2 separate regions of the Homo sapiens genome follow, and region 2 is linked to region 1. The links are chromatin contacts, found by Hi-C or POLR2A ChIA-PET in ENCODE. All regions are on one chromosome and are shown on one strand. Each heading gives the region's core, a stretch centred on a gene start or an enhancer-like site at or near the end of the contact. The rest is flanking DNA. Distances are from core to core; before and after follow the strand shown. Region 1 holds the start of TXNDC11 (thioredoxin domain containing 11). Region 2 overlaps LOC107984859 (a long non-coding RNA gene).

Region 1 (3,697 bases), core at 786-3,285:
GTGGCTCAGACTTGTGATCCCAGGACTCTCGGAGTCCAGAGCAGGAGGATCACTTGAGGCCAGGAGTTCAAGACCAGCCTGGGCAGCACAGTGAGATCCCATCTCTACAAAAAATAAAAAAGAGAACATTCTGCTGCCAGAGCAGGGCCCCAGTTGCTCAGAAAGTGAAGAGGAAAGGAGGCATTCTTTTGTTAATCCAGGGTGGTTTTCTGGTCAGTAAGACACTGCCTTGCATTTGCTCACAAAGGACTATGGGTTTTGTGAGATTAAACCACAGACAACGAAAGTACTTTGGACCTTATGAAGCCCTGTGCAAATGTCAGATGTCTTATGGAAGTGTAGGGTAAATTCTGTTGCAGCAAGCTACAGTGAATGAGGACACTGGTGACTTTTGACCATATTTATTTTCTTTAGCAATAAATTGTGTAACTCTAATCTACACAAAGGAATCAACAGAAGTATAAGTGGCAAATTAGAAGGTTAAAAAAACTCTGTAACTATATATTTTTTCTCAGCTTTTTAAAACAAGATTAACACTGTATGGTTGGGTTTGTAACATAGATAATAAGGGTAATAATAACACAAAACAGAGATGAGGGACAAGTTAAAAATAAAGGAATTAATGTTATACGAGAAAATAGCTACTTTCTACAAAATAAGGCAGTATAGAAGAAACAAAAAGATGTGACAGGTGGGCGCAGTGACTCATGCTTTTACATAATCCTAACGCTTTGGGAGGTCGAAGGGGGAAGATCGCTTGAGCCCAGGAGTTCAAGACCAGCCTAGGCAACATGGAGAGACCTTGTCTCCACAAAAAAAAAAAATTAGCTGGGCGTAGTCGCACACATCTGTGTTGCCTACTACTTGGGAGGCTGACGGGGGTGGATCGCTTGAGCTGGGGTTGTCAAGGCTTCAGTGTGCTATGATTGCGCCATTGCACTCCAGCCTGGGTGACACAAGACCCTGTATCAAAAAACAACCAAAAAAAAAAAAAAAGTGACATATAGAAAAGAAATAGCAAAATGGTCGGTGTACATGAACTCACAACATGTTGGGCCTGGGTGGTTGACACATTAAATGTCTGGCCAATTGAGCAAGACAGCCATTGATTGCCCCATTCTACATCCACAGAAGCAGAACCAGACAGGAAGTGATGAGATTTGCACGTGGGTCACATAGCTGACCTGTGGCAGAGGTGGCGTCTCAGCTACTGGCCGTTAGCTGTGCCTTCTGTTTGTGGCATAACACCATATTGCCTTAATGCCCTCGAAGTTTTATTTGTCTAGTTTGTTGTTATTGACATTGGAGGACAAGTCCTTTTTTTTTTTTTGAGACAAGAGTCTCTCTCTCTCTCTCCCCCAGACGGGAGTGCAGTGGCGCCATCTCCACTCACTGCAACCTCCGCCTCCAGGGTTCAAGCAATTCTCTGCCTCAGCCTCCCAAGCAGCTAGGATTACAGGCGCCCGCCACCACGCCCGGCTAATATATTTGTATTTTTAGTAGAGACGAGGTTTCACCATGTTGGCCAGGCTGGTCTTGAACGCCTGGTCTCATGTAATCTGCCCGCCTTGGCCTCCCAACGTGCTGGGATTACAGGCTTGAGCCACCGCGCCCGGCCGTGTTTTTTTTTTCTTCAGTTAAGTTGGGATAAAAAACGGCACCTACGTGCTTCGGGGCCTGTAGTGAGAATGGTGGACACGATTATTGTCGTTACGGCTCCTAAAACCCAGCGCGGCGAGAGCAGACTACAGCGGTGTCAAGGTTCCAAGTATTCCCCGCGGGCCTTATCCCAAGGGAGCAGCTTCTCCACGCCCCGCGACGGCGCCTGCGCAGACTCCGTGAGCGGGGTCGTGACCGGTGGGGCCAAGACTGGGCTGCGGGCGGGGAAGGCTTCCGTGCATTTACGTAGGGTGCAGGGCGTGGCCCGTTGGGGGCGGGGATTTGGGCGGTGTCGGTGCCCGCCCGGACTCCGTGAGCGGTGGGCGGAGCTGCGTGCTCTGGGGTGTGAGGTGGGGCGGACCCCGCGGCGGCGGCGCGGCTGACGTGGAGCGTCCGGGTTAGCGGGTGCGGCGAGCTGCGGGATTGGGGAGCAACGGGCCGGGCCGGGCCTTCGGGCCCGAGGCGGCGGCGGCGGTATAAAGCCGGCGACTGGGAGCATGTAATGTCGGAATGCGGAGGCCGCGGCGGCGGCAGCAGCAGCAGCGAGGACGCCGAGGACGAGGGAGGGGGCGGCGGCGGCCCCGCGGGCTCAGACTGCCTCAGCTCGAGCCCGACCCTGGCCACAGCGTCCTCGGCGGGCCGGCTCCGTCGCGGGCTGCGTGGCGCCTTCCTCATGGCGCGCCAGCGGCCGGAGCTGCTCTGCGGGGCCGTGGCGCTCGGCTGCGCGCTGCTCCTCGCCCTCAAGTTCACCTGCAGGTGAGGCGGCCCGGACCCTGGGGCCCCGCTAGGGCGCTCCCCTTGCTCTGCCGCCTGGAGCCTGCAGGGCCGGGTCGCAGCGGCCTCAGCCGGGGAAGTCGGGCCTGACCTTGCCCAGGACGGCTGACCCCTCCCGGAACCTGCGGCCACGGCTTCCCACCTTCTCCTCGCCCCGGCCCGCCCGCGGACATTATGGCGAGGCTTCCGGGTGGAGCCCTGCGCCCTATCGTCCCGCTTTAGTGCCGAGGGAGGCGGGTCGGGGGTGCTCCTCACCTGTTGGAGTCACTAGGGGTGGACCTGTCACTTCGGCCCGGGCTGTAGGACCCTCATTTCTCACCGATTTCATTCCCCTTAAGCTTCAGGTGTAGTGATCCACAACCTTGCGAGAGTTCCAGACCCCTTTTAGAATTCCCGCACTCATTGATCTAACGATTATTTTTATTTTGAGACGGAGTCACGCATTGTGTCCCAGGCAGGAGTGCAGTGGCGCGATCTCGGCTCACTGAAACCTCCGCCTCCCGGGTTCAAGGGGTTCTTCTGCCTCAGCTCCTGAGTAGCTCGGATTACAGGCGCGCGCCACCACGCCTGGCTAATTTTTGTATTTTTAGTAGAGACAGAGTTTCACCACGTTGGCCAGGCTGGTCTCGAACTCCTGACCTCACGTGATCCACCCGTCTCGGCCTCCCAAAGTGCTGGGATTACAGGCGAGAGCCCCGCACCCGGCCTGATCTAACGATTATTTATCTGCACCTACTATGTGCCGGACGCTCGTCCGGGTGAACTTTTTGCTCCCTTGAGTGGATGGGACAGTGAACAAGTAAATATAATTTTTTAAAGCTTCAGTGCTATGCAGGGCATAGAAACGATGGCGGTGGGGAAAGACTTCCTAAGGAAGTGACATTTGAAGCTTATACAAAAAGGAGAAGGGACCAGCGCTGGGAAGATCCCGGGGGAGCGTGTCCACGGTAGAGCGAACAGCAAATGCAGAGTTTCTGAGGCTGGGCAAGCTTGGTGTTTCCCTGGAATTGATAAAAAGGCCTGACAGTAGGCTGGGGTGTAGGGGGTAGGAACATGAAAGTTCATGTGTGTCTTTTCAGGAATGTACACACATACAAAATTTGCTGTATATTTCAGGTGTACTTCTGGTCTCCCAAATCCACAGTGGGTCTTTTGGGATTCCAGTTTATAAGATCTGTATTGCTACTATGATATCTGTGATTTCACCTCGGAACATTTTTGAGTTTATTTAGCACGATATGTGGCCAGTTGTCAAAGAGGTGTC
Region 2 (3,697 bases), core at 402-2,901, 520 kb after region 1:
GGGCCTGTGCCCCCACCAGGTGCCCAGTCTCGAGTCAGGATGAGACTCCTGGAGGGTCCCCTGGGAGTCTCCACTGGCAGCACCCCCTCCCCACATCCCCGCAAGGTGGGCATGAGCAGCATTCCCTCTTCAGATGAGGATGTGAGGCTCAGAGGGAAGAGGCGGGCCCGGTCACGTGGCCATGGAAGGATGGGGGGATCTGATCCCAGACCTTTCTACAGCCTGCATTTGGCCTTCTCCATGGCTTTGGGGCAGAGCCAGGGCCGGCCACCACGGAGAGGAGCAGACAGAAACCCAGGGCGGGCAACGGGGAGGTCTCAGGCTGGATGGTGGGGAACCACCGAGGCAGGAAGACGCAGAGCAGAAAGTGAAAGGAACCAGAGGCCTAGAATAGCTGCGGGTGACAGAGCCAGGGGACTACAGACGCTGCCAATAAGAGAAACCAGGCGGCCCACGGAGGGGCGGGGCACCCACTCCTCAGAGAGGCGGCCCCTAGCTGAGGAGGCCCATGGCCAGGTCCCTGCTAACCCGGGCAGCCCCCGCTTGGCTTGGCAGCCTGGGTGGATGCCCAAACTGTGGGAATGGAATTGGGGTGAAGGGCTGTCTTGGGGCAGAGAGGGGCCCACTTCTAACTTTAGGCCGACCTCTGCATCATTTGGATCAATCACCATGAGCTTATAAGATCTGGGACCTGCAAAGCTCATCAAACAGTGCAGCTGGTGAAGCGGGGGCCGTGCCGTGAAGACAAGCCTGTTGGTTAACATCTCCTAGTGGCTGTCGATGTCTGTCTCCGGTGGCAGTTCCCTGCTGTGGTTATGCTGCAGGCTCCAGAGCCAGGCGGCTGGGGTTCAATCCGGGCTTGGCCTCTTGCTGGCTGTGTGACCTTGGGCAAGTCACTTCACTTCTCTGGGCCTCTGTGACTAATATCACTGACTTCACGGGGGTGTCCTGAGGATTAGCTGAATGAGTATAAGTGAAGCACATGGAACAGCTCAGAGAAAGTGCCTCATAAACAGCTTTTATTATCCACTGTCTCCATACACTGTATAGACACACACACACACACACACACACACACACGGGGAAAGTCCCTCCAGGATGTGCACAGGGACTCTTTTTTTTTGTTCACTTCTGTGTCTTCAGGGCCTAGAACAGTGGCTGGCACACAGCGGGTGCTCAATAAATGTTTGTGGAATGGAAGGAGCAGGGGAAGGAGGCGGGGAGGGAAGGAAGGGATGGGAGCGAACAGAAAGTCGGCTATTGCCCAGCGTGGGGCATTGATTCTGTTGCTGTGTTTCATTCCCCTATCACATTGCCATGCACCGCTTTGGTTAATTGAAAAACACTTGTCTTCAAGGAGAGCCAGCAACAGAGCAGGGAGGTGGCTTGCAAGCTGTGATGGTCTTTCAGTTCAGGCTGGCCCCAAGACACCCCCACCATGGCCTGCTAAGATCCCCAGAGACCCCCCTCTCCCGGGCCAGGGCCGGCGGTGGCAGCTGTGCGGCGTGTGGGCAGCTAGAGAGGTGACAGGAAGCTCAGCAGGACAGGCTGTTCCCAGCCTACCAAGAACCTCGAGGCGAGAGGACAGGCTGTTCAGGGCTGAGATCTGCATGCTCCCAGCCCCTCCCGCCCAGGGGAAGTGTCACCAGCATCCAGGGCGGGGACCTCTGCCCTGGCCTGGAGATCTTGTTGCTCTTCTGATCTCTGTGAGGAACTCGGCCCGCTTGCTTTCCAGGAACTGCCTCCTGCAACCGGCGGGCAGATGGTTCACAGGGAAGGCCCGGGGGCCCAGCCCTGCCTACCTCGCACCCTGCGCTGGGCTGCTTCGGACATGCCACTCACCTCTCTGGGCCTCAGCTTCCCCACCTGCAAAACAGAGAAAATAGGGCACCACATGTAGGCATACTGTGAAGATTCAGAGCAAAGTTCAACTTTTTTTGTTTTACCATTAATTACTTTATTTATTTATTTTTATTTATTTATTTTCCTGAGATGGAGTCTCACCTGTCCCCCAGGCTGGAGTGCAGTGGCGTCATCTTGGCTCACTGCAACCTCCACCTCCAGGGTTCAAACCATTCTCCTGCCTCAGCCTCCCGAGTAGCTGAAATTACAGGTGCATGCCAACACGCCTGGCTAATTTTTGTATTTTTAGTAGAGATGGGGTTTCACCATGTTGGCCAGGCTGGTCTCGAACTCCTGACCTCAGGTGATCTGCCCGCTTCGGCCTCCCAAAGTGCTGGGATTACAGGCATGAGCCACTGCACCCAGCCCCATTAATTACTTTAAAACAAATGGTGGCATCTAGGCACAGTGGCTCATGCCTGTAATCCTAGAATTTCGCAAGGCTGAGGTGGAAGAATTGCTTCAGGTCAGGAGTTTGAGACCAGCCTAGTCAACGTGGTGAAACCCCATCTCTACTAAAAATACAATAATTAGCTGGGTGTGGTGGCACACACCTGTAATTCCAGCTACTCGGGAGGCTGAGGCATGAAAATAGCTTGAACCTGGGAGGCAGAGGTTGCAGTGAGCTGAGATCATGCCACTGCACTTAAGTCTGGGTGACAGAGTGAGAATCTGTCTCCAAAAAAGAAAGAAAGAAAGAAAAAGGTGGTAAAATACACATCACATAAAAATCACCAATTTAAAGTACAGTTAGGTAGCATTTAGTACGTTCACAGTGTTATATAACCATCAGTCTAGTTCCAGAATGTTTTCCCCACCCTAAAATACAACCCCATATTCATAGCAGTCACCCGCCCAACCGCCCTTGTCCCAGCCCCTGGTAAACCCTAATCTATCTTTCTTTCTTTCTTTCTTTCTTTCTTTCTTTCTTTCTTTCTTTCTTTCTTTCTTTCTTTCTTTCTTTCTTTTTCTCTTTCTTTCTTTTTCTTTCCTTTCTTTCTTTCTTTCTTTTTCTTTCTTTCTTTCCTTTCTTTCTTTTCTTTCTTTTTCTTTTCTTTCTTTCTTTCTTTTCTTTGTTTCTTTCTTTCTTTCTTTCTTTCTTCCTTCCTTCCTTCTTTCCTTCCTTCCTTAATTCCTTCCTTCCTTCCTTCCTTCCTTCTCTCTCTCTCTCTCTTTCTTTTTTTGAGACAGATTCTCGCTTTGTCGCCCAGGCTGGAATGCAGTGGCGCCGTCTCAGCTCACTGCAAGCTCCATCTCCCAGGTTCACGCCATTCTCCTGCCTCAGCCTCCCGAGTAGCTGGGACTAAAGGGGCCCGTCACCACGCCCGGCTAATTTTTTGTATTTTTTAGTAGAGACGGGGTTTCACCGTGTTAGCCAGGATGGTCTCGATCTCCTGACCTTGTGATCCACCCGCCTTGGCCTCCCAAAGTGCTGGGATTACAGGCGTGAGCCACCGTGCCCGGCCAACCCTAATCCACTTTCTTCTTCTGTGGATTTGCCTATTCTGGACATTTCATATAAATGGAATCATACAGTAAGTGGCCTTTTGTGTCTGACTTCTTTCACTCAACATATTTTCAAGTTCATCCACTTTATGTAGCATGAATCAGTCTTTTATTACCATGATTCCTACAATCCATTCATTACTTTAAAAAAAAAAAAAAGGACTTCAAAAAGTGTTTATCGGCTGGGTACAGGGGCTCATGCCTGTAATCCCAGCACTTTGGGAGGCCAAGGCAGGAGGGTCGCTTGAGTCTAGGAGTTTCAGACCAACCTGGGTAATATAGCAAGACC

What was found. A loop is a pair of places that touch in the nucleus more often than their neighbours do. ChIA-PET counts read pairs that join two places held with the same protein, here RNA polymerase II (POLR2A). Pooled maps may share reads with other maps.
Region 2: a pooled map shows a loop between it and region 1 (5-fold over the local background). The contact joins the enhancer-like site here to the promoter of TXNDC11 in region 1. A Hi-C loop is called at or near these places in 6 of 50 pooled maps. POLR2A ChIA-PET finds 5 or more read pairs at or near these places in 2 of 52 experiments (activated T-cell and endothelial cell of umbilical vein).

The regions. Positions count from the first base shown.
Region 1 is chr16:11,741,195-11,744,891 of GRCh38, reverse strand. TXNDC11 (thioredoxin domain containing 11) reads left to right here and starts at 2,035. Exons shown (of 12, transcript NM_015914.7): 1 at 2,035-2,415. The coding sequence starts at 2,162. TXNDC11-AS1 (TXNDC11 antisense RNA 1) reads right to left here and starts at 1,878. Exons shown (of 1, transcript NR_186412.1): 1 at 386-1,878. RefSeq lists silencers at 1,533-2,055, 1,918-2,587.
Region 2 is chr16:11,222,270-11,225,966 of GRCh38, reverse strand. It overlaps LOC107984859 (a long non-coding RNA gene), which reads right to left. Exons shown (of 4, transcript XR_007064984.1): 3 at 1,843-1,866; 4 at 1,003-1,745. Among named protein-coding and RNA genes, the nearest start is that of SOCS1, 32 kb to the left of the region's middle. RefSeq lists enhancers at 1-472, 903-982, 1,463-1,512. Within about 2 kb of position 1,651, at least 20 of the 41 ENCODE cell types and tissues checked have a DNase peak (open chromatin) inside an H3K27ac peak, as active enhancers do.